Linked DNA regions of Homo sapiens: regions 2, 3, 4 and 5 are each linked to region 1. The links are chromatin loops, found by intact Hi-C in ENCODE. Cell type or tissue: GM12878. All regions are shown on one strand. Region 1 has its middle 18 kb from the start of MIR4453. Region 2 overlaps TMEM154 (transmembrane protein 154). Region 3 has its middle 19 kb from the start of TMEM154. Region 4 overlaps FBXW7 (F-box and WD repeat domain containing 7). Region 5 overlaps FBXW7 (F-box and WD repeat domain containing 7).

What was found. Hi-C counts contacts between places; a loop is a spot of excess contacts. Peaks named below come from ENCODE experiments on the same cell type or tissue, not always from the same donor. Only the 100,000 strongest peaks of a DNase experiment are listed, where the experiment ranks them.
Region 2: it touches region 1 in a loop (5-fold over the local background); 5 of 110 quality-filtered maps call a loop at or near these places.
Region 3: it touches region 1 in a loop (4-fold over the local background); 2 of 110 quality-filtered maps call a loop at or near these places.
Region 4: a loop joins it to region 1, with 2.2 times the contacts of the local background. A loop is called at or near these places in 3 of 110 quality-filtered maps.
Region 5: a loop joins it to region 1, with 3 times the contacts of the local background. A loop is called at or near these places in 2 of 110 quality-filtered maps.

What each region holds. Positions count from the first base shown.
Region 1 is chr4:152,551,932-152,556,931 of GRCh38, reverse strand. It overlaps the pseudogene RPS3AP18. Among named protein-coding and RNA genes, the nearest start is that of MIR4453, 18 kb to the right of the region's middle. RefSeq lists enhancers at 2,138-2,287, 4,522-4,731. In GM12878, no CTCF peak of the experiment used is centred here; DNase peaks (open chromatin) are centred at 2,521 and 4,541; H3K4me3 peaks cover 2,366 bases; H3K27ac peaks cover 4,729 bases.
Region 2 is chr4:152,635,010-152,640,009 of GRCh38, reverse strand. All of the region lies in intron 6 of TMEM154 (transmembrane protein 154), which reads left to right. Among named protein-coding and RNA genes, the nearest start is that of TMEM154, 42 kb to the left of the region's middle. In GM12878, no CTCF peak of the experiment used is centred here; a DNase peak (open chromatin) is centred at 2,339; H3K4me3 peaks cover 412 bases; H3K27ac peaks cover 2,210 bases.
Region 3 is chr4:152,696,612-152,701,611 of GRCh38, reverse strand. No RefSeq gene overlaps it. Among named protein-coding and RNA genes, the nearest start is that of TMEM154, 19 kb to the right of the region's middle. RefSeq lists enhancers at 386-897, 4,369-4,418, 4,449-4,678. In GM12878, a CTCF peak has its summit at 3,075; DNase peaks (open chromatin) are centred at 3,642 and 4,531; H3K4me3 peaks cover 217 bases; H3K27ac peaks cover 1,517 bases.
Region 4 is chr4:152,498,455-152,503,454 of GRCh38, reverse strand. The region is part of intron 2 of FBXW7 (F-box and WD repeat domain containing 7); the gene reads left to right. Among named protein-coding and RNA genes, the nearest start is that of MIR3140, 12 kb to the right of the region's middle. In GM12878, a CTCF peak has its summit at 2,440 (motif pointing left); a DNase peak (open chromatin) is centred at 2,404; H3K4me3 peaks cover 495 bases; H3K27ac peaks cover 2,111 bases.
Region 5 is chr4:152,458,373-152,463,372 of GRCh38, reverse strand. The region is part of intron 2 of FBXW7 (F-box and WD repeat domain containing 7); the gene reads left to right. Among named protein-coding and RNA genes, the nearest start is that of MIR3140, 29 kb to the left of the region's middle. RefSeq lists an enhancer at 1,031-1,080. In GM12878, a CTCF peak has its summit at 2,726; DNase peaks (open chromatin) are centred at 1,242, 2,642 and 4,402; H3K4me3 peaks cover 1,367 bases; H3K27ac peaks cover 3,965 bases.

The DNA.
Region 1 (5,000 bases):
AAACAGAGGGAAAAATCTCAGTGACTGGGGGTTTGACAAAGATTTCTTAAATATAACACAAAAAGCTTGGACTATAAAAGAAAGAAAATCAATCAATTGGGCTTCATAAAATTAAAATACAAATTAAAACCACAGGGAGATACCATCACACGCCTGATAGAATGGATAATAGTAAAAAGACTGACCAAACTAAGCATTGATGAGAATGTGGAATTCTCATGTACTGCTGGTGGGCATGTAAAATGACACTCTGAAGAATGGTTGAACCATTTCTTTACAAATTACATACATACCTGCCAAATGTAAATGTATATGAATACTTATGCAGCCATTCAACCCTTAGGTTTTTCTCTCAAGAAAAACGAAAGCGAAAGTCGAAACAAACATGAGTCCACAAATGTTCCTAGTAGCTTTATTTGTAATAGCCCCAAACTGGAAACAACTCAAATATCCATCAACAGGTGAACAGAAAAACAAATTGTGATAGACCCACACAATGGAACTCAGCAATTAAAAAAAAAACAATCGTTGATACAGGAGGGAAAGAAACCAACTCAAAATAATTACGCTAAGTGAAAAAATCCAGACCAAAAAGATTTGTCTAATTATTTCCTTGTGATGGTGTTTAACTTACACCTCTATGTTTTGGAAGTTAGGCCTAAAGGCTTGATTTATTTTTGGCAAGAATACTTCCTAGATCATGCTGGGTCCTTCGTATTGTATCACATGAGGAGGTAAATAGGCTGTTTCACTGGGTGATGCTAAATTTGACTGTGTGTTTAAGGTGGTGATTGCTAGATCTCTTTCCTATGAAGGTATATTTTTTCCTTAGCAATTAGCAAGCAATCTGTGTGCTGTGCTTTAACCACAAGTGAATATCTTGTTTGGCATTTACTTTTTCCTAACAGTTTTAGTGTCCATTGGTAATCCTTGCCTAAATTGATTATTCCATTGTTTGTTTGTTTGTTTGTTTGTTTTAAAAAAGGATTGATTTTAAACATTCTGTTATTTCTTCTCGATGCATTAGCTGTTTTCTTCTTAGGCAATTGAAACCGAAAAGTTTTTGAATGGAACAACTTTTTCATGTTTGATTCCCTTGACAAATTCATATTTGCTTCTTATGGCTCCACTCAATTAACCTCTCTTCTCAAATTCTAATAATTTCCTTCTCCTTCCTAACTTCCTAGTCACAGAGGCTGTTTTCAAACTATATTGCAAATATCACTTTTTTTCATTCACTCATTCGTTCTAAATTTTTTTTGTGTCCATACTATGTCTTAGGCACTGTTCTGGGTATAAGGATGTATTATAGTGGCAAATAAATCAGATGAAGTCCCTGGCCTATATTCTAGTGGAAGTGGAGAGACAGATAAGAAAATAAATATAAATATTGGCTAGGCGCGGTGGCTCACGCCTATAATCCCAGCTCTTTGGGAGGCCAAGGCAAGTGGATTACTTGAGGTCAGGAGTTTGAGACCAGCCTGGGCAACATGGTGAAACCTTGTCTCTACCACAAATACAAAAAATTAGCCAGGCATGGTGGTGCGCACCTGTGGTTCCAGCTACTCAGGAGGCTGAGGTGGGAGGATTGCTTGAGCTCAGGAAGCAGATGTTGCAGTGAGCCAAGATCACACCACTGCACTGCGCTCCAGCCTGGGCAACAGCGCCAGACCCTGTCTCAGAAAAAAAAAAAAAAAAAAAGAGAGAAAGAAAGACAAAGAAAAGAAATAGAAATATAATAGAATGACAGGTAGAAGTAAAAGAAAGCAGCTGAAGAGGACGGGCAATGATGAGGAAAGGTGATGAAGCTATTTTAGACAGGAAGTCATTGGAACATGTATAGCTGACAGCCATCAGTGCCCTGCCCACATCCCCCAGGTCCTTTGGGATGATCTAGTATAAGCCAGTGTTACTGGAAGCATCTGTGACTCTCTGCCTGTGGCCCAAGGGCTTCTTTCTGTCTCTGTGGCAGGTCCATGCTGGGGGAACAGCTCTTACCCAAGGGCAAATGGGAGTTGAAAGACAAACACCCCAGCTTTCCTGCCCCCCGCTGGGTGGGAAAATTTTGATGTGTATTCCACATCTCCCAGAGGTTTTTGGTGGGACTGAGCCCCAATTGTTCTCAGTGGGTAACTTGGCGATTAAATATTCTGCTGGCCTCTTTCCTTTGCTGGCTCAAGTCTTCACTACTCTACTAGTTCTTCCTGGTACATTTTACACTTCAAACATACCACTTGTACTCAAATCCTTAGTTTTGGAGGAACCTAGCCTAAGTCAGGAAGTCTTAGGAATGGCCCAAGGCAGAAGACCCTCAGAATGAGATTCTAGCATTGGGTCACTTGCTGGCCAACAAAGAGCAGGTCAACAAAAACCCCATCACTGTTAGTAAGTGGGGCAGTGATGATCTCTGGAGTGCTATAGCATCACTATTACTAAGAGTCTTGCCTGTGATTAACTGCGGTAGTGTGTAGGTGGCGGGGAAATGCACTGGCTGATAGAGTAGCTCTTGAACTGAAAGATACAGGGACAATGATAATTATGAGAACTGTGGAGCTGGTTGCTTGTTGTTAACTGCTAGAGAAGCCACAAAGGAAGGAAATAGCAGGCTCAGGTGAGGTAATCATTGACTTAGAGCATGGGTTAAAAGCCAGAAATCTTTCATGGCATCATTTAAAGGGAGTCTCATCTGTAGACAGAGGGTAGAATGAGCTGAAGAATAAGACCCCAAGTTTGATCTTAAATACAACAGAGCTAAAAAGGAGACTGAGTTCACAGCCCACCAGCTTTCTTTCTTTCTCTTTCTTTTCTTCTTTCTTTCCTTCTTTCTTTCTTTTTCTTTCTTTCTCTTTCTTTCTTTCTTTCTCTCTCTCTCTCTCGCTCTCTTTCTTTCTCTTTCTTTCTTTCTTTCTTTCTTTCTTTCTTTCTTTCTTTCTTTCTTTCTTTTTTTTCAGGGTCTCACTTTGCCACCTAGGCTGGAGAGCAGTGGTGCGAACATGCCTCACTGCAGCCTCAACCTCCTGGGCTCAAGTGATCTATCTACTCTCACCTCAGGCCTCCAAGTAGCTGGGACTATAGGCATGCACCACCATGCTCAGCTGATTTTTTTTTTTTTTCATAGAGACGAGGTTTCACCATGTTTCCCAAGCTAGTCTCCAACTCCTGGCTCAAGCAGTCCACCCACCTCAGCCTCCTAAAGTGTTTGGATTACAGGTATGAGCCACTGTGCCCAGCCCCCAAATTTCTAATGCTAAAGCAAGGGACCTGAAAAAGGAGAGGGGCCCTGAGAGTTCCGATGGAGATATTTGGGTAGATGGGCTCAAGGACCTTAAAACCCCAGATTCCTCTTAAAACTGAGAGTGAGAATACTCTGGAGCCTTTCTCCTTGCTAGGAGAAATCAGACTTCTGGTGCTCGGAGACTATGCCAAGGCCTCACGTAGCAAGGGCAAATGCCTTGCAGGATGATGCTTGTCTCTAAGATCCATCCCTACCTCTCTTCATTTCTTCTAGACCAATAATGAGAAATCTTATTATGAGCCAAGCGAGGAAATACTGTTATGTGAAGAAAGGGGTTATTCACCAAAAGCACTGCAAAACCTGGCAAATAGGTACTAGCAGGAAGTGGGAGAACTCTCCTGGAAATGAATCTTAAAGGTGCCAAATCAGGGAGGGCAGAATATAAGACTGAATAGTGGACAGTTTGTTAATACAGGTGTATTATTCAGTGACACGGGACTCACTATCCTGGTAGAATGCCCAGAACTGTACCTAATACATTGCAGAAACAGCTCCTTGAAACTTGAAAATAATGATCAGATGGAGATGCTGGAACTTCTTAGAAGAGAGATGAAGAAGAGGTCAGCAAGTTCAAAGAGATTAGAAGTAAGAATGCATTTTTTTTTTTTGAGACACGGTTTCACTCTGTCACCCAGGCTGGAGTGCAGTGGCACAATCTCAGCTCACTGCAGTCTTGACTTGCTGGGCTCAAGCGATCCTCCCACCTCAGCCCTCTGAGCAGTTGGGACTACAGGCATGCACTACCGTGCCCAGCTAAGTTTTGTATTTTTTGTAGAAATGGGGTTTTGCCATGTTGCTCAGACTGGTCTTGAACTTCTGGGCTCAAGCAATCTACCCACCTCAGCCTCCCAAATCCCAATCCCTCAGCTGGGATTACTGGTGTGAACCACGGCACCTGGCCAAGAATGCATTTACTATGTAACACCAGAGAACCCACCAGCCAACAATGTTCCCTGGGAGGTCCTAGAGGACACTCCCTTATTAAAGTGATAAGCAATATGCTAGTATATTCTGAGAAGCTCAGAACTGCTTGTCCTCTAGATCAAGATTGATGGTAAGAAATGCCCCAGAGTAAATGGGAATAACAGAATTCTAGCGGCCAGGTTGGTGGTACTAGACCATCAGAGGCCCTGGCAATATAATTATGGTTACGTGTATCAGCCTGAATAAGTTAGGAACCTAATATTGAGTAGGAAACAAGTGAATCCCAGCAGAACACATGAGTCATTCAGATTTTGAAAATATGCAAAATGCCTTTTGGCTCTCTGAGCAGCAAGAACAAGTGCCTCACGAAAGGCAGCAAAAGGGGAACCAAGAAGAAAGTGGTTGATCTATTTTCTTTTTTTTTATTTTTGAGACGCAGTCTTGCTCTGTCACCAGGCTGGAGTACAGTGGCGTGATCTTGGCACACTGCAACCTCTGCCCTCCGGGTTCAAGCGATTCTCCTGCCTCAGCCTCCCGAGTAGCTGAGACTACAGGTGAGCGCCACCATGCCCAGCTAATTTTTGTATTTTTAGTAGAGACGGGGTTTCACCACGTTGGCCTAGATGGTCTCGATCTCTTGACCTCGTGATCCACCCACCTTGGCCTCCCAAAGTGCTGGGATTACAGGCATGAGCCACCATGCCCGGCCTAGTTGATCTAGTTTCTAAGAAAGACTGGTATGATGTGAAAGCACCTGCTATGTTCAACATAAGAAATATTG
Region 2 (5,000 bases), 83 kb before region 1:
GTTTATCTTCGGACCCTTTTCCTGCGTCTCCCCCCTAAACCTCACTTAAGAATTCACCATCCCAAATCTCTCCTCACATCACACCACCACAGTCTTACTCAGACAAACCTCAGCTCTGATGCCAAAGTCTATACCTATTGTAGATTTAGGTCAATATCACCACCCTAGGCATTTTCATGTTAAGATTATTGCCAGTTCAGGAAGGATTCTATCCTATTTAAAAGAGATTCCAGGTCATGCTTGGTGGCGCTTGCCTGTAGTCCTAGTTACTTGAGAGGCTGATGTGAGAGGATTGCTTGAGCCCAGGATTTCAGGATTGTAGTGAGCTATGATTGTACCACTGCATTCCAGCCTGGGCAACAAGCAAGAGCAAGACCCTGTCTCTAAAAGAAATGGGGAGAGAGAGAGGGAGAGAGAGGGGGAGAGAGAGAGAGAGAGAGATTGATTAACAAGCAGGTGGAAGAAAACAACAATGCCAGGGGGAATATTACAAAGGAATATTTTCCCCATGTTTTGATCTTACCTGGAAATATGTAACTATATATGTCTGGTATAGGGCTCAGATCACTACTAAAACTCCATAAATATCTTAAGTATCTTATTACTCTATCACTGATGAGCAACCTCAATGATGCTAAAAACTACCCTCAGTGGTTTTTACATTCCTGCCTTTTGCTCTTTGAAATTGTTGGCAACATGGAAGAAGCTTAACATTACAGAATTGTATGGCAGTGAAATCTTCTTAAAAATCAGATTTTTGGCCAGGCAATGTGGCTCATGCCTGTAATTCCAACACTTTGGGAGGCTGAGGCAGGCAGATCACCTGAGGCCAGGAGTTCGAGACCAGCCTGGCCCACATGGTAAAACTCCATCTCTACTAAAAATACAAAAATTAGCCAGGCGTTGTGGCGGGCACCTGTAATCCCAGCTACTTGGGAGGCTGAAGCAGGAGAATCCCTTCAACTGGGAAGGCGGAGATTGCAGTGAGCACTGATCACACCATTGCACTCCAGCCTAGGCAACAAGAGTGAAAGAAATTCTGTTTCAAAAAAAAAAAGTCAGATTTTTGAAATAATGAGAAAATGAGCTAGAGCCTTCACATAGTTAAATGATTGTTTTAAAAGGGAAGGTCTACATTCCACTGTGGGTCCAGAGCTGTGTGGCATTCACAGGATGGCTGTCAGGCCTTCACTTTATGCCCTCTCGTAATGCCAGCACCAGCATTCGAGAACCAAGAATGGCAAGTCCCAGATCTTTGTACCACTAGGCACTTTCTGATTACTTCAAAGGTTATTATGATATTGCAAAGTTAATTTTTTATTCATTAAAAAATCTAAGAAAAGTACATTGGATTTAGAACAAAGCCCAGAACAAAGTAAGTTCTCAATAAGCACTGGTTATTGCTAGTATAATTATTAGGAAGTTAGGACTGATGTACAGAAACTCACTGCCTTTATACTAAGACCCAGCTCACTGGATTAAAAAAAAATTCACTTCCTTTATCCTAAGCCTGTATCCTAAGACCCAGACACATCAATACTGGTGGGCGAAGCATTATTTTTGTCCCTGTGTTCCCTGGTGGTTTCTTTCTGGACCTACCAATCCTGGGAAATCAGGAATTTGTTTGATCTACTATGAGACTTTCAGTTCTCCTTAATTACTGGCATAGGCCCATTAATGTTGGTGATTTCAGAATAGTCCACTTATCACTCTGGAGTTTTTTGGTGTTTTGTTGTTTTGTGTAGAGACAGACTCTCATTCTGTTGTCTAGGCTGGAGTGCAGTGGTGTGATCCCAGCTCACTGTAGCCTCAACCTCCTGGGCCTAAATGATTCTCCCAACTTAGCCTCCAGAGTAGTTGGGACCACAGGTTTGTCCACCATGCCTGGCTAATTTTATTTTACTTTATTGTGGTGACAGGGTCTCCTTATGTTGCTCAGGCTGCTTTCAAACTTTTGGGCTCAAGCAATCCTTCTGCTGCCTTGGCCTCCCAAAGTGTTGGGATGACAGGAGTGAGCCACTGTGCCTCGCCCAGTCTGAAGTTTTTAAAAGGATAGTAACACCTTATAATTTGGATAATCTTTCTTTTCTGTCATAATTTTATGTACATTTCTTTTTCCTATCCTAATGTTTTAATTAAATTGATAATCCATAAAATGTTTACTTTGAGTATCTACCCTGGGACAAAAATAAGATTTCTTTTTTCTCTAAAAGCTTGTGAATTGTTATAGATACAGGTGGAAAGTGCATTTGTGGGTCATTGGACTTAGAAGACTCATTTTAAGACCTAATTTGAATGCTTGTTTGTTCTTTAGACTAAAACAAGTCACTTTAGCTCTCTGAGTTTTAATTTCTTCATCTTGAAAAATGGAAATAAGAACATCTGTCCTTCTAGTTTCACAGGATGATATAAGAGAATGAAACCACCTAGCTAGGTTTTATTTTTATCTTAATTTTTTTTTTTCGAGACTGAGTTTCATTCTTGTTGCCCATGCTGGAGTGCAATGGTGCAATCTTGGCTAACTGCAGCCTCTGCCTCCTGGGTTCAAGCAGTTCTCCTGCCTCAGCCTCCCAAGTAGCTGGGATTACAGGTACCCACCACCACGCCTGGCTAATTTTGTATTTTTAATAGAAATGGGGTTTCACCACATTGGTCAGGCTGGCCTTGAACTCCTGACCTCAGGTGATCCATCCACCTCAGCCTCCCAAAGCGCTGGGATTACAGGCGTGAGACACCGCACCCGGCAGTAGCTAAGTTTTAAAGCACCACGCAAGTGAAACTAATTATTCTTATGCAGTGGCAATTGTTCTTCCCCCTCCCACACTGGGATTTTAAAAGATTATTTTTAGGGCAGTTTTAGGTTTACAGCAAAATTGAGCAGAAAATACAGAGTTCCCATATACCCTCTGCCCTCACACATGCACAGCCTCCCCCATTATCAACGTCCCCCATCAGAGTTCTACATTTATCACAATCAATCAACCTACATTGACACACCATTATCACCCAAAGTTTTCCATTGGCTTTTACCTTGTGCATGATTCTTCCTCTGTCATTGAAGTAGTATACAGGTGAATTTAATGCTTCAGAAAGTATGTAACAGTCATTAAAAATTGAATTTAGTGGAAGACACACTTCTCCTTTCTCCTGATAAACAAAGCCTTCTGGAATTCATTTACAGGGTTCCACTTTCCTTGATGCTAGAAAGACATGCCTGACATAGAACCTCTGTTATCTATTAAGTCCATAGAACCTACGACCACCATGCTTCTGGGAAAAGGGAGTCAATCTGATAACCATCCTACACTGAATATACCACATTGTGTGCAAAGACTTCAACTCTTCAAGCTTGTCTTGTTAGGGTCTGTAATCTCAGGCCTTTCAGAACTTTATCCTTGTCTCATTGGCCAGTCTTGTTCATTACTTTCCTCTGTCCTCATTGAATGGATATTCTTCCTGAGCTATGGAATCCGAAAGACAGCACAGGATTTTAATAAGGACCAGAGATGTACAAAATACTATGAGAAGTGGACACTATGGTTTTCATGTTTGAAAGAAATCAATAGGAAAAGCAACAAAGGAATCATGGGGGAGGGGAGTGTTTCATATTCTTATTTTCCATCTTAGCATCTTTTCCGTGATTCATACCTGCTATGTGCCTGGCACTGCCCAGGGGCAAAGTGTCAGTGGGAGGAGGGTGCTAGGAGGGGTCTGCCCTCAAGTTGAAGAGAATTTCATCCCTGATCTGGTTAAGCATTGCCAACACATGGTAACGACAGAAAACAGATCCTTTTGGTTGGTTTTATTATTGTTTTAACTTCTGTGTAGAAAACACACTCCCTTATTGCCTAACCCCACACTCACAACACCCTCCCAAATGCCACTAGATAGTGGTGCAAACAAGAAAAAGTCCCTTTTATCATGACTCTTCCAATCTAGCCAGCCTCTTCCTTCTTCTGGAGGCATTTGTAGTTAGACGGTTTCCTGAAAGCTTCGTGTTTCTGTCTCTGCAATCTCAGATGAATAACCACAGACAAGGAATCGCAAATATTAGCCAAATGCCTGTCTTCTTTCCTCTTATATCTCTTGACCACAGGGATGATTTTACATTAAGCAGCAACATAGGGAAAGATTAGGGAAAGAATTAGATGTGGTTCTGCTCAAGTGGATTTATAATTTTGAAAATACAGTAATAATTACAGCAATAGTAAGACATTTACATCACATTTTCTATATGCTAGTGCCTAAGAAATTAACTAAGAGAGAGTGACAGTATATCTGTTCTTATAATAATTCTACTGTTTATTCTATAGTTTATGTTTCTGAGCTCGATGTCATTATAAAAAGGAGTTGCTTCACTATTTTTCAGGAAAAATTTAGGTTAGTTTAATAGAGAATTTTGTGGATTTCTTCCTGTTTCATCCCTTCTCTTTGTCATTTTTTGAGAAAGTATAATTTTTGATGTAGGTTTTCAAAAGACATTTATTGAGCACTTAATATGTGCCTGACACTGTCTACATCATGTCAAAACAACCAGTTAAAAATAAAATAATTTGAGTAAACTTAGAACTCAGAGAGGTTAAGTGGCTTGTTCAAGTTCACATGGCAGGTTCGTAGCTGATAAAGCTCAATCTAGAGAAAAGTTTCTTTTAAAAATGTATTTTCATTCTCTTTTATTATTTTGTTAAAATAAGAGATATTTCATAAATTAAAAGACAAATTATAGATTAGAAAAAGAAGAACACTCAGCAGCAAGAAAGCCAGCCACCATGAGGCTAATACAGGAAAGTACTCGGTGAATGGTGTGTCTGTCACTCAGCACAGTCATTGACAACACTTAACCATTAATTGCAAGAAAACAGCAGTTTTATGCGAGCTTTTTTTGGCCTGTCTGCTCAGTTAAATCTTTGTGACCACTTCTAATTTTTTTCTTTGTGCAGAGGCTGCTTTCCTCTTTTCTTCTTTAGTCCCTCAAAGTCATTTAAACGTATATAGATCCT
Region 3 (5,000 bases), 140 kb before region 1:
GTAAAGATTTCATGGACACTTATCACTTCCCCAATCAATACCCTTGTGATTTCCTATGCCTGTCTTTACTTTAATCTCTTAATCCTGTCAGCCGAGAAGGATGTATATCGTCTCAGGACCTTGTAATAATTGCGTTAAGTACACAAATTGTACAGCATGTGTGTTTGACCGATATGAAATGTGGGCACCCTGAAAAAAGAACAGGATAACAGCAATTGTTCAGGGAATAAGAGAGATAACCTTAAATTCTGACTGCCGGTGAGCCAGGCAGAACAGAGCCATATTTCTCTTCTTTCAAAAGTAAATGAGAGAAATATCTCTGAATTCCTTTTCTCAGCATGGAACGTCCCTGAGAAAGAGAATGCGCACCTAGGGGTAGGTCTCTGAACTGGCCCCCCGGGGCGTACCTGTCTCTTATGGTCGAGATTACAGAGGTGCAATAAACTCCAGTCTCCCATACCGCTCCCAGGCTTATTAGGAAGAGGAAATTCCCGCCTAATAAATTTTCGTCATACCGGTTGATCTCAAAACCCTGTCTCCTGATAAGATGTTATCAATGACAATGGTGCCCAAAACTTCATTAGCAATTTTAATTTCGTTTCAGTCCTGTGGTCCTGTGATCTCGCCCTGCCTCCACTTGCCTTTTGATATTCTATTACCCTTTTAAGTACTTGATGTCTGTCACCCACACCTATTCGCACACTCCCTCCCCTTTTGAAAATCCCTAATAAAAACTTGCTGGTTTTGTGGCTTGTGGGGCATCACGGATCCTACCAATGTGTGATGTCTCCCACGGACGCCCAGCTTTAAAATTTCTCTCTTTTGTACTCTGTCCTTTTATTTCTCAAGCCAGTCGACGCTTAGGAAAATAGAAAAGAACCTACGTGATTATCGGGGCAGGTCCCCCGATAACAATACACCATGGGAAATCTGCTACAGTGTTGAATTTGCGGTAGGAAGAAAAGCTACAGTGGAGAGTGGAAGATCACCAAAAGATCATCTCAGAGAGGATGTGAGTCTGGGATGGAGTTGGTTCAACATTAGGGCCAAGATATTATTCAGGAGAAATATTTTCAGCAAGGACCCAGTGGAAATGTAGCAATGTGGTGCCTGGCTCTCAGCCATCAGATGCCCAGCTGCCAATAGATGTCATGCTCCCTAACCTGCGAGGGAGGGGCTGTGAAGTCATTTTTAATCTGCATGCCCCACTCCCACAAGACAGTCTGACAGTGATAGATACAGCTCAAGAGAAGTGCTGAGAATGCCACAGGCTGACTCTCCCAGATAAAGAACATGAAATGATTTCATTACTTTTGCTCTCCCTGACAGCTCTCTAGAAAACAATCATTGGTTTAAGCAACCAGCCTCCAGGCCAGAACCAGCAGGCCTAGGGAAGGAGTGACTTTTTTGTTTTTCTCAGGAGGATTGTCTAGGTGAAGTGCTTAGGGCATGAGACCTGGGCCAGAAATTGCTTTTACTCTCATGGTCTTATTCTGAAGATTTATTTGCAGGCTTAGGGATGTTCTAGTTGCAAATAATTATCTTTGCTCAGTGAATGATTCCCCATCCTCATCCCTTACATGAATTCACATGAAAGAAGGCATATTTCTTCCCTTTCTAGCCCCAATAGCATTAGAGGTCACAGTTGGTTTTATTCTTGGGGATACAGAAATAGCCACCCATTCCCTTTAACTGGGTGCATGGTTTGGCCCAAGGCATGGGGTGTGACCGAATGAATTTACCCCAACCCAGGTCATTCACCTGATGGTTTGTGTTCTGCTGGAGAAAGATCTCCACTGGAAAAGGCCTGGACCTGAGGCTCATTCCAAAGGGCCCTGGCTTAACACTGCAGAATCCTCCTTCCAACCTGCACAGCTTTGAGCCTTCACTGTACCAGGGTCTCTAGAAGACTTACACGGATAGAGAATTTACTACTCTATCTAGGGCTTCGAACTGTAGCTATTAATTTTTGAATGTTTTTAAAGCACTACTGCAAAGTCTAAGTTTTGTTCATTTATTTCTTTAAGTATTTATTGTGGTATATATAATGTTGTTATAAATCATTTAGATTTATGAGTTGGTGTATTCCACTCTTATGCATGCCCTGCAGAGCCTAAGAACCCTAAAGAGATAATTATTATATATGCTCAGTTCTTAGACGTCCTTGAATAGTGTTCTCACCATGCATAGAAAACACGAGCCCCAGGGGAGTTTTGGTAGCCAGCTTGTTTTCTCCTTGAATTGGACATAGGTGGGAGGATGTTTTTTTCCTTCCTGCTCCCAAAGAACTCTTCTTTTCTTGCATAGAGAAGAATATAGAACTAAATATTTAATTAGGAGAATAAACACCAGGAGCTTGTAAAGAACTCAGTGTGAAGAGAGAAGGATAAGAAGTTTAAGGCAGGTGAAGAAGCTTCTTACACATATCTATCAAGAAAAATCATAACATTTTGTCCAGTCATGGTGGCTCACACCTGTAATCCCAGCAGTGTGGAAGTTTGAGGTGGATGGATGGCCTGAGCTCAGGAGTTTGAGACCAGCCTGGGCAACATGGTGAAACTCTGTCTCTAATAAAGAGACAGAAAAAAAAGAAAAGAAAAATCATAACATTTAGAAAAACAAAATAAAGAAAATGTAAAAGTCACCCATAATTTCACCACTCTGAGTTCATCATTGCTCACATTTTGGTGTATACTCTTCTAGGCTGTGTAGGTTGCAATGTGTGAATGTGCATTTTTGCATGCATGTGGTTTTTTTTTTTTTTTAACAAAAAGTAGTACACTGTGCATGATTGTAACTTGCTTTTTAAAATTCAAATATATTGCCTGACAAAGACAAGTAAAAATAAAATAAAATAAAATTCAAATATATCACAACCATTTTTTATGTCCATGTACAACAGCATAAGGATGTGCCACAATTTACCCAACTAATTCCCTCTAGGTTAGGTCTTTGCATCAAGCTAAATAGACAACCAATAAGTCCTAAATGATTCTGGCACCAAAGTTCAGAAAAGAGCTTTATGAATTAGAAAGAAATTAAGTGCAATGCCCATAGGCTGAAGACGGGAGGCTCACTAACCCTGAAGAATGGGGGAGAGAAATGTGCTAAGGGGCTAAAAATTAGGGTGGATAGAATACAAGTTAGGGAATGGATCTAAAATAGTTGAATCTGTGATGTCAAAAAAATATATAGTTTGGAAGCTGAATATTCTAGTTGTTTTCCTAGGAAAGTTGTGTAACCCTTTTGAGCCTCAATTTCTTCCTCTGTAAAATGGGAATAATTGTTTCTCTATCAGAGTGACTGTAAACATAAAATAAGGAGTTATACAAGACTCTGAACACTGCCTGTCATAGAATAAGTGCTCAATATTTCTTAGTTCCCCTGCTCCACTTCTACCTCTTTGGGTTGTATTGCTCTGGGAAAGTGTGTGGAAGCGAGGCTTGGACTCTGCACTGTGAGTGGACTTGTGTGCTAATGTGTTCTGATAACACAGGGGCCAGTTGCTTGGAAGGTGGTCAGAAATTAGTGAGTTTCATGCAGATGATTTTTCAAGTTAAATAAAACTTCTCTGAGTCTGAGGTCTGAATGAAAATTCTCTGGGTTTGAGGTCTTACTGAAGTGTTTTCCTTTCACAGCTCTAGTTGGCTGGCAGGTGTGGTATAACACAGTCATTCTCAGAGTGTGGTTCCCAGACAGCAGCAGCATTACCTGGAGCTTGTTGGAAATGCAAATTCTCAGGCCCCACCCAAGACCTACAGAATCAGAAACTCTGGGGCTGGATCCAGCAATCCGTGTTTCAACAAGCCCTGCAGGTGATTCTGATCTCAGAGATTGACTAGTGTGGCAAGAGTCCTGGAAACCCAGAATCCCTAGATCTGGAATATACTCTAGCTTACCATTCACTGTGGGGCCTTGGGCAGGTCACTTCCTTCCTCTAAACCTTCATTTTCTCACCTGGACAATGGGAAGATAATATCTTCCTCGTGACCTCAAATGATTGTTTCACAGGCCCAATGAGTTTAGAAAGGAGAAAGACATTCAATTAATGTATTCTAGAAATGGAATGTATACTTACTATTCTTGGTTCTTAGGCAGGGCAATGTAGAAAGCATCCCTATGTGATGAAGAATGGTTCTATTTTGATCATTGAAAGAAGAGTCTGTGCCCTCCTTGGAAAATCTCACTGGATGCTTTAACAGCCACCGTGGTAGTTTCTCCTATGCAAACCTAAATCCCTGTGCAAGGACAGTCAGTATCTCAAAATGTAAGGATGATATCAGTCACTGGGAAAAAAAAAAATTCTGGCAAAGTAAAAAACCCTTAGACATACAGAGTAATGTTTATTATTTGTTCTCCTTTTTCAGTCCTCAGTGAAAATAGAGAACAGCAAGTCACCCCTTAGAGGTGCACACCCCTCATCTACATGAATGGTATTACGTTGTCTCAGCCCTCCTTTCTTTCCGGCCGCACAGTTGTGCTTTCTTTCACCTCTGCTCAAAGGCTTCATTGTGCTCCCCTTTATTAGTCATCTTGGTTTCTCTTCTCTGAACCATTTCCAGTTTCTTTAGCCACAGCCTCCTATGACGTTCAGTCCTCTTCAGTTCTGGAGCCCAGCATATACTTATTAGGCTGGTGCAAAAGCAATTGCTGTTTTTGCAATTAAAAGTAATAGAACCATCAGAGAGGGTGACCACCATCAGAGAGGATGACCTCATGGTTCTAGCACACTCCACGGACAAAGCACTGCCCTGATGCCTCAGATCAAGGCTATGGCTCCTGGAGAAGCACTGGTGTGGATCAGTTTTACCCTAACTTCTCTTGTCATTCATGTTTTATTTTCATTTCCCTTTGTGTACCATCTTTTGTTTGTGTCTAATGATCTTTTCTATTCTCCCAACTTCTTTGATTTCCTAAATAGAAAGTAAATTTAATATATTTATATTTGCACAGATATTTAGAATAAATGCTCATAAAAAGATTGGAAGGAGAAACACCAG
Region 4 (5,000 bases), 53 kb after region 1:
ACTAAAAAATGCAAAAAATTAGCCGGGCGTGGTGGTGTGCATCTGTAATGCCAGCTACTTGGAGGCTGAGGCAGGAGAATCACTTGAACCTGGGAGGTGGAGGTTGCAGTGAGCCGAGATTGCGCCACTGCACTCCAGCCAGGGCAACAGAGCGAGACTGTCTCAAAAAAAAAAATTTAATAAGGTAGTGTCTCTTATATCACATGGCTCATCTAAAGCTAAAGGGAAATAGTAATTTTTCACATTTTGAATCTGTTGATTTTTCGTATTATTAGAAAGGTCTTCCATATGATGGATGGTGTCTTAATTGAATATCTTCCACGTGTTGTAAAGTATCTATTTTAGTATTCCTCATAATTTTCTAACAAAATTTCTATAATTGAAATAATTTCTTTACCATCTCTTTATGTAAATGTGATTTTCTTTCTTTTGGCGCAAGAATTTAAGCCAGTTTATAGCTGACCAGAGTTACAAGCCCAGATTTGTTAAAAAGCTTTTAAACACGTTTGTTGTACATTTACTTCTGACATTGTTTGGCTAATTTTGTTGCTTTTCTTCTGATTGTAGAGCAGAAAGTTCTTATAAAATTCACTGTGTATTTGTTGAAAATGTCTCCTAATATTGTCTACTTTACTTGTAAAACTTTAAAACCCAAGAAATAGCTTTTAATTTTGCTCTGTCACAGCTAATTGTAATTGTCATTCATTAGAAAATTTCTAGCATACCTTCTTCCAGTTTCTTTTTACTTTACTGTTCTGGTGGTAGCATTAGCTTCTGTATCTCTACTTGATTGTGTATTGCTGTAATGCCTTCTTTTTACTTTTAAAAATGTGTCCTCCTCTTGTCCATTCATTTTTAAAGTAAGAAAATTAATTATATTCAAAATATTAAAATTAAAAAAAATAAAAAGTATTGCGATTGAGTTACCAGTTGTGATTTACATAGGCATCACTGCAACTTGTGTTATTTGTGAAAAACGTATTTAAGTAAACGCAGTACGGTGTTAGATTGATGAGTAGAAAAATACTCATTCTAACTGTAAATTAGTTAATTTTTACTGACTAGATCAGTATTTTTATGTGTAATACTAGAAATGACTCACTGTATCCTGAGATGTGGAGTATAATATGCAGTACAGTGGTCACAGTGAAATGTAGTACTGCCAAAAGAATAAAACTTTCTTTAGTAGAAGGACATTTTACACAGCTTCAGCTTTTAAATTTAAATTAAGTACAACTAAATAAAGCTAAAAACTCAATTCCCTGGTAACACTAGCCACATTTCAAGTGCTTAGTAGTCACATGTGGCTAATAGCTAATATATTAGAAATTAAACCTTTTGAGAGTTGGTTATGTATGTGATTAAAGTATTTTGGTTACTTGGGACTAGAGATTACAGTCATTTTTGATCAGGCTGATGTCATAGGAACAGTACCAAGGGGACTTCTGAATCAAGCACCCTAGAAAGAGCTACTTAGAACTACTTGCATTTTCTTTGTGGCATCTCTTATAGGCATGAAAAAATTTCAAACATTTTTCATGGATAAAAGGATTTAATCAGAAAAGCATTTGGATATACATATTTGAAATCATAGCTTGCCTGTATGTTACTAGAGTAGTTGGAGAGTGGAAAAGTATCTATATTCTAAAGACTGTTTCATCATTTGGGTGAAAAACCAAAAAAAGAGAGTAATTTTGTTTAATAGCTCTTTCACAAATAAAAAAAAGAATGTTCATCTGTAGAGACCTATCGAGATCTCATCAGGTTTACAACAAACTTTAGATTAGCAAGCTCAATTTCAGTTGACATGGATTGTGGAAAGATTTTCAGTGGAGCTCAGATATTTAATATCCTGAATTTGGATGAATATACAATTTCTAAAATTAAGTACTTCAACTCCTCTGTGGTTTTAAAACCAGTAGTGGCCATATCTTGACTAGTTATTAAAGCACCAACCTTTTTTTCTTTATTACTTTGCTTTTATCCTTTGAGCAAGTTAGGCAATAAGTTCTCCATGTTTTTGATTTCTACAGAAGTAAATGAATGTTATTGCTGATGTTTATTTCATTCTGTCTTGATCTCATGATATGAGAATATAAGGAGATGTCTGAAAACTTGTTTTAAAAATCCTATGAAGCATAAGTTCATGAATAAAGAAGGAAGTGGAACTTGTCTTGAGAGAATTTGCCTATTTAGATGGTTTCCAAAGTGCATTCTGCTAGTCACTAGAGATGGTCCTTGAAAGAGTTCTGTAATTAAGTTTGAAGAAACACTGTGTACCATAATAATGGCCTATTGAATATTTTACCATGCACATTAATATATCAAAGGCTTTGAGATATCTTACAAGAAAGAAACTTGCTAAAGCTTGTCTTCCTGCATGTCTTAAGCTTCTTCCACAGTGACTTTAAGTCGGACTTGTCTATCCTGTGAGAAATGCTGCCCTCTAGAGGCACAAATTCAATTGCTCTTAAATTTGAGTACCATAATGCTGCCTGATCTTAGTGTGAAGTTGTGATAATTAATATTAATCAAATGCATGGTAACAAAACCAAATAGAAGAAATCTTATGTTGCTTAATTTTAAGAAAATATGAGGAAACAGAATTGCAATTTATAAATACCCACTTTTTAAATTGTACATGTGATATTTTTGGCTGCTAATAATCTTTTGAATACATTTCTGTATATGGGGAATTGCGGACACATAGTACTTCAAGTCTCCAAACTCTGAGTCTCTCCTGCTAGCAGAAGCCATCCTTCCCTGTGTTAACAACCTTGCTTAAGACAGTTACCATCCATGGGGAAGCTAGTTTCCTCATACCCCTTCCCACGATACTCATGTTTCCATACCTGTAACTGGAGTCAGACTATATCATGCTGCACCTTTGCAGTCACAATGGGAAGAAAAGGATTATATGTAATTTTTTTAAAGTTTTTTTTTTTTTTTTTTTTTTTTGCTGACAAAGCAGCAAAACCTTCAGGAATATGTACAGAAATGGGTGATGATGATGATGTGAGAGAGAAAGAAACATGCTTTTGCATTTGGCTGAATGTATTGGTATGGTGCAGTTATCAGAGATTCTGAATTCATTGTTCTCGTTCAAGTAGCCAGGAGTGGTTCTAATTGTTTGCTCCTTTGGTCTCAGCATTGACTTATACTAAATGAAGTTGAATGCCTAAAAACTCATAGCATAATATAGAGGAAGAAGTCAAAAGATTAAAGGAAATAGAACTGATGGAGTGGATTTATCACTGTGACCATTCACTTACCTCCCCTATTCCCTCTCCAGTATTCTCTACTAAGAGGTCTGGAAGACACTTCATTCACCAACCTAATGAGAAATACTTTGAGGGCAGTGCCAGCATATATGAAAAGTAATTCAATTGCTTTTGTCTGTAGGCTGGAGGAGATACTTTCATTGAAATTGTCTTTTTTACTTCAGGGGGTGTGGCCAGATTCTAGGTAAGGTCCAGGCATCATTTTCATAAGGTAGCTTGACAGGCATGATGATCAGAGATGCACTGACTTGAATTCTTTTTGGCTGTGACTAAATGATCATGGATCCCTACGTCTAAAATAGAGAGGAAGCCTATTAAGATCCTACTTTATCTGTATGAGCAAAAAATTTTAGGTCTCATAGGAGAAGGCCTTACTTGAACTACCATAAGAGTGAGTTGGCCAGCCTGGGCAACATGGTGAAACCCTGTCTCTACAAAAAACACAAAAGTTAACTTTTGTGTTTTGGGCATGGCTGCGTGAGCCTGTGGTCCTGGCTGCTCAGGAGGCTGCCCCCTTTTTGCAGTTTACTTCATGGGTTATATGAGAAAACAGGAAGGAGGGGGATATCACCGAGAGATTCTGATATTGGAGCTGTGTGCAATAACTGATAAGTCTCTGGTTCTTACCTCCATATGAGGAACAGAGAGAGTCTTGTTTGTACAAGGCTTAGTTATAATCTGTCAGGTTTGAGGATCTTGATTGGAAGCATAGACTTGATCTGTATTTGTGGTTTCTCATTTCAAATAGCCTCTCAATGTTGGATAAATTTGCATGTTCATGTTTTATAGAGTCAGAACTCAATTTCCTAGTATTCCTTGCAGCTAGGGCACAAGCATATGACCTAGGCTTTATTGATCAGATGCATCTGTGTAAGACATGAATTCAGGGTCAGAGAAATGCAGGGTAACAGCTCTTGCCTGGAATTGCTTTCTAATGTGCATGTTGAGTGACAAGATATTGAGCTGTTTAGAGGTAGCAGTGACAGAGATACTAGTGAGCCTTGTTGTCCTAGGCTCAGCTTTCATGGTACTAGGGCTGAAGGATGGGAACAATTTGGTGGGGAGACTTAGGTATTTTTCCTGGCATCATATCTCCAAGTGGATTCTTCAGTTCTCTGATAATTCTTGGAATCCCCTAATATATTAATAAATTTATTTTCTCTTGAAACCACCTCAAATAGATTCTGTTTATAGCTTAGAGCCCTGATTGATCGTCTAACTTTAAAGATTTTATTTATCGTCAAAATATTTTATTTTTCTAATTGAGATCTAAAAATTGTCAAGCACTTATACTCTATTTTTTCCCTTCCTAGAGCTCTGCAATCCTTTGCTGTCATTTTTTCTTACCAGGAATGCCAATTTTTGTACCTTTTGAATTGCTTTTTCTTCTTTGCTACTTGGCTTGAGCTCCACTATTGTTATGAAACCTTTCTTATACCATCCCAGCAGCCTGATGGATTTTTTTCTTCCTCTGAATTCCAGTAGCACTTGTTTAGACATTAAGTGCAAGGTGTTTTTTTGTTTTGTTTTGTTTTTCTGTATGCATCTTAGCTTCCGCACTAAATGATAAGCTCCCTGAAAACTAGTACTATGCCTCTTTATATCGCTTGCATTGTCCAACAGAATGTCTTGCACCTATTAGATTCAAGGTTCAGCACAGTCACCCTCATAATATATAGTGATGAGAGTTGCTGAGAATCACAGTGATGCCAGGCTGAA
Region 5 (5,000 bases), 94 kb after region 1:
GGTAATGGTGGAGTTTAAACTTACAACGAAGTTTCTGGTGACATGTTTCCTAGTTTTCACAGAAAACATTCTTTTTTTTTTTGAGACAGAAAGTCTCACTGTGTCGCCCAGGCTGGAGTGCAGTGGTGTGATGTGTCGGCTCACTGCAACCTCTGCCTCCTGGATTCAAGTGATTCTCATGCGTCAGCCTCCAAGTAGCTGGGATTACAGGCGCCCACCACCACGCCCAGCTAATTTTTGTATTTTTAGTATAGATGGAGTTTCACCATGTTGACCAGGCTGGTCTTGAACTCCTGGCCTCAAGTGACCCACCTGTCTCAGCCTCCCAAAGTGCTGGGATTACAGGCATAAGCCACCACACCCAGCCAAAAACATTCTTTATAATGATACAAGTAATATACCAGACAAGAAATTACTCAGTGTACTATGTGAGATTAAAAAAAAAAAAAAAAAAAGACTGGAAGTGGAAGTGGGAGTACTTCAAATTCTTGTCTGATGAGGTAAAGATTTTAACTTGGTGGAAGGAATAGAAATCAAGGATGTGAGAAATTTTTCATTAATTAGAATTTCGAGATTCTTCTTTTAAGAATGCAGTGATGCTAGTGAAGTGGTTGAGTGAACCATCTTTCAGCTAACAATTATAAGATCTGGACAAAATATTGAAAGAAAAACTTTAACTGTTTTAAAAGCCATGGAAAGTAACCAAAAAAGCAAAGCCAGATGAGAGCCTCCAACTGCAATGTGTAATTGTATGTTTGTGGCTTTCTTGCCTTATGGTGCATTTTCGCCTCCTGTCTTTCAGTGGCATAGGAAAGAAGTTACGGGTAGCCTGGCAGTTGGAAATTTACTCAGGGGAATCATGGAAGCAATAAGTAAGATCCAAAATCTGAGTGTAAACTCTGTCCAAATCATGGCTAATCACGAAACTATACATGCATAGGGGAGACCCCAGGGGACCCAGTGTAAAAACAGGCAGAAACAAGAGCGGAATCTGCTCCTGAAAGAATTGAACCCTGTGAGATTTGTGATTGCTTCTTTTTTTGACAGTACATTTCTCAACTTGCATGCAATTTGCGTGGCCAACAGCTGGCTTGAGGTATCAGAGCACAGAACATATTGTTGACAGAAGAGTTAAAATTTAGGGAACAAACACTGAAAGCAAGATAACATCAGAGGATGTAGGCCACACATCTCAGTATAATCTCTGCCCATTTCCTTCACTGACCACCAGACTACCCAGGTGCAGAGGGGATGCCCTGGGCATCAGGTTAGAAGAAGGAAGCAGCTGGAAGGTGAAAGAACTAAGCAAAATCATTGTTGCTTACTATAAGGGAGACACACAGTAAGTCCTCACTTAACATTATTGATAGGTTCTTGGAATCTGACTTTAACTGAAACAACGTATAACAGAACATTTTTTTCTCATCAGTTGTATAACAAAGCAGTGTTAAAGGAAACGACAGTATTCAAGGACCTTGCTGTTTGTGTTTTGCTTCAAGTTGCTGTTTCCAAGACCTATCGATGGTATTAAGTGAGGACTTACTGAAGTTTGCAGTTTGAGTCCATACGAGCCCATTAGAATCATACAACATGAAAACCAAATGGTCCTTTGAAAGATTGCGACAAAATCTGGTTGCTATAACTTGCTATTTACAATGTGTATTTTCAACTAAAAATTATTAGATATGCAAATAAAGTGGAAATATGACTCATTTTCAGGTAAAGAAAATCATTCAATAGAAATTAACCCCAAGTATAGCCAGATATTGGATTTAGCAAGCAAGGACTTTAAAATAGCCCTAAATATAATCAGAAGAATTTAAGGAGTCCTATGTTCAAAGGATTAAAGAAAAATACAGTCACCCCTCTGTTTCCATGTTTCTGCATTTGCAGATTCAACCAACCGTGGATCAAAAATAGTTGGGAAAAAACATAATAAAATTTACAGTACAGCAATAAAAAATAATGCCAATAAAAAACAATAAAGTCTTGTTCAGTGAATAGATAGGAGATCAAAACAGAGAAACAGATACTGTAAAGAAGAAGCAAAAGAGAATTTTAGGGTTGAGATCAGTAACTGGAATGAAATTTTTATATTATATTTTATTTTATTTTATTTTGTGGTGGAGTCTTGCTCCGTCGCCCAGGCTGGAGTGCAGTGGTGCGATCTCGGCTCACCACAACCTCCGCCTCCTGAGTAGCTGGGATTACAGACATGCACCAACATGTCTGGCTAATTTTTGTATTTTTAGTAGAGACAGGGTCTCACCATGTTGGCCAGGCTGGTCTTGAACTCCCTCCCGACCTCAGGTGATCTGCCTACCTTGGCCTCCCAAAGTACTTTGATTACAGGCGTGAGCCACTGTGCTCGGCCAAGCAAAACAGTTGTTTGGAGATGGCAAAAGAATCAGTTAAAGATAGATTAATAAAAGTCATCTATTTGAAAGAGAAAGAATGGAGAAAAATAAGCAGAGTTTGAGAGACCTTTGGGGTAATACAATGTTTGAACATGCATCTAAATGGAGTCTCAGATGGGGAATAAATAATGGCTGAAAACCCCCACAACTTTGGTGGAAAGTATCAATTTACATATCCAGGAAGCTCAGCAAACTTCAAGCAGGATAAACACACACAAAAAAACAGATGTTAGCACATAAGTGGTCAAATTGCTCAATACCAGAGAATTTCTTGAAAGTAGCCAGAAATATCTTACCAGAAACAATGGCGACCTCTAGCCATGGATATGGTATATTCAGCTGAAAGGCAAAAAGCTATCAAATAAGAATTCTGTGTTCAGCTAGAAGTGAAGGTAAAATAAATACATGTTCAGATAAACCAAAACTGGGAAATTTTCACCAGCCAGCCACCATTGCAAGCATTTCTAAAGGAATCAATTTCAAGGGAAATGGCACCAGATGGCAAGTACCATCTACAGGAGGAAATCAACATCAAAACTAGTAAATACATAATTTACTCTAATTTTTATAAACTATATTTTTCCTTATTTTAAAAACAAGTACCTGTGACTTGAAGCAAAAATTATGATGCTGTATTGTTGGGTTTATAATGGAGTTTGGGAATTTACATATTGTACAATTTTTAATATGTAATGACATACAAATTAACGTGTTAATAGTCTTCTAACTTATGAACATGGTATATCTCATTAAGGTTATTGTTTAATTTTAGTAATGTATAATAGGTTTCTAAAAAACTTAAAAATGTGGTAAAATATGTACAAAATAAAATTTGCCATTTTAGCTGTACAATTTGGTGGCACAGTTGCATTCACAGTGTTGTTCGTTCATTACTACTTTTTCCAGAACTTTTCTATCATTCCAAACAGAAACTCTGTACCTACTAAGCAGTAATTTCCCATTTCCCTTCCCCGAGTCTCTGGCAGTGTCTAATCTACTTTCTGTCTTTATGAATTTGGCTATTCTGTATTTCATATATAGTAGTCCCCCTTATCCACAGTTTTGCTTTCCACAATTTTGGTTATCTGTGGTCATCCATGGTCTGAAAATAGGTGATTATAGCACAATAAGATGTTTTGAGAGACCACATTCATATAACTTTATTACAGTATAATTGTTCTTTTTTATTATTGTTGTTGTTAATCTTTTACTTTGCCCAATTTACAGATTAAACTAATAAGTATATATGTATAGGAAAAGACATAGTATATATAGAGTTTGGTTCTATCTGTGGTTTCAAGCATCCACTGGGGGGTCTGGAACATATGCTCTGTGGATAAGTGGGGGACTAGTGTACTTCCTGCCCTACCCCTTGGTTTGGAGTCGCTGCTGTATGAATATAAGGGCAGTCTGCCTGTGATGTGACTCTCCATTGATCACCTGGGTGTATGAATTAATTGCTGTCTATAAAGAGTCTTGGAATGACTATTGAGTTTGCTCTGTGTATGTATACATACAACAGTATGGCTACTGTTGTAGCTGATTTGGCTATGATACTGTAGTATCTTATTTGCTCCAAAGAGATGGAGTAGTGATGAAATCTGGTTTACTAGGTGGAAGCTAGTGTAAAAATGGGTACTCTGTTTTATTGAATTAGCTTGATTGGAAAAAGTGAAGTGCTGATGGTTTTGAAAATATGATGATAATGATGTCATCCTTCTGGTTTAAATATTTTGTAGCACTTGTGGTAGATTGAATGCTGGTGTCGGTAGTAAAGTCATGCTGCAGTTATAGTCTGAACCAGCTGTACTGTTTTGGGTAGTAACTTAGACAGTAGAGAACACCACTTTTCTAGGCAGGGCTCCTCACCTCTCCTAGGGGGCCATTTCACTGCATCTTGGAGTGAATATACAGAGAGGAAGTAGCTAGATCCTAATTTCTACAAGTTATATCAGTTGGGGAACAGTTGTGGTTGTCAACCTGTGTTAGGGCTGTATTGGTTTTGCTTTCAGTTGTGCTATAAAGTGGAAAAAATTGAATTGTTTATTTATCTCTTATTGTGAAACTTTCCTGTGGCCCATAGAAGTGGCATAGCAAGCTGAACATAGCTGGGTTTGTTCTTCATTGCAAGATCCTACCCCCACCTCCCTTTCTTTCCTGCCTGGTTTCTTGTGTCCATACTGCAAGCTCTTTTTCCCAGTTAGAAGTAAGTTAGTTCACTCTTAATAGAGCTGATTTACAAAGGAATTTTATGTGTGTCATACTGTTTGATTCTCTGAAAGGTAGATATGGGACTGTGGTAACAATCCAGCATGATGTTAACTGTGCTCTCATTTTTAAATGTGCAAATGGATGTATGTGAAATGGTGGTTTGTCTGATACAATATTGGCTGCTAAGACATGTCTGACCTAGAGCCTAGATGTGTTGGCTTCTTAATAATGCTGGATGATGTATATCTGGATCATTCTTTTTAATTGACTGAGATGATGCGTATCTTCTACCTCTTGAGAGTTAGGAATGTAAAGGGCAAGTGAAAAATTTGTTAGATGCTCTTAAAAGATGAAAATAGATGTGCTCCATCA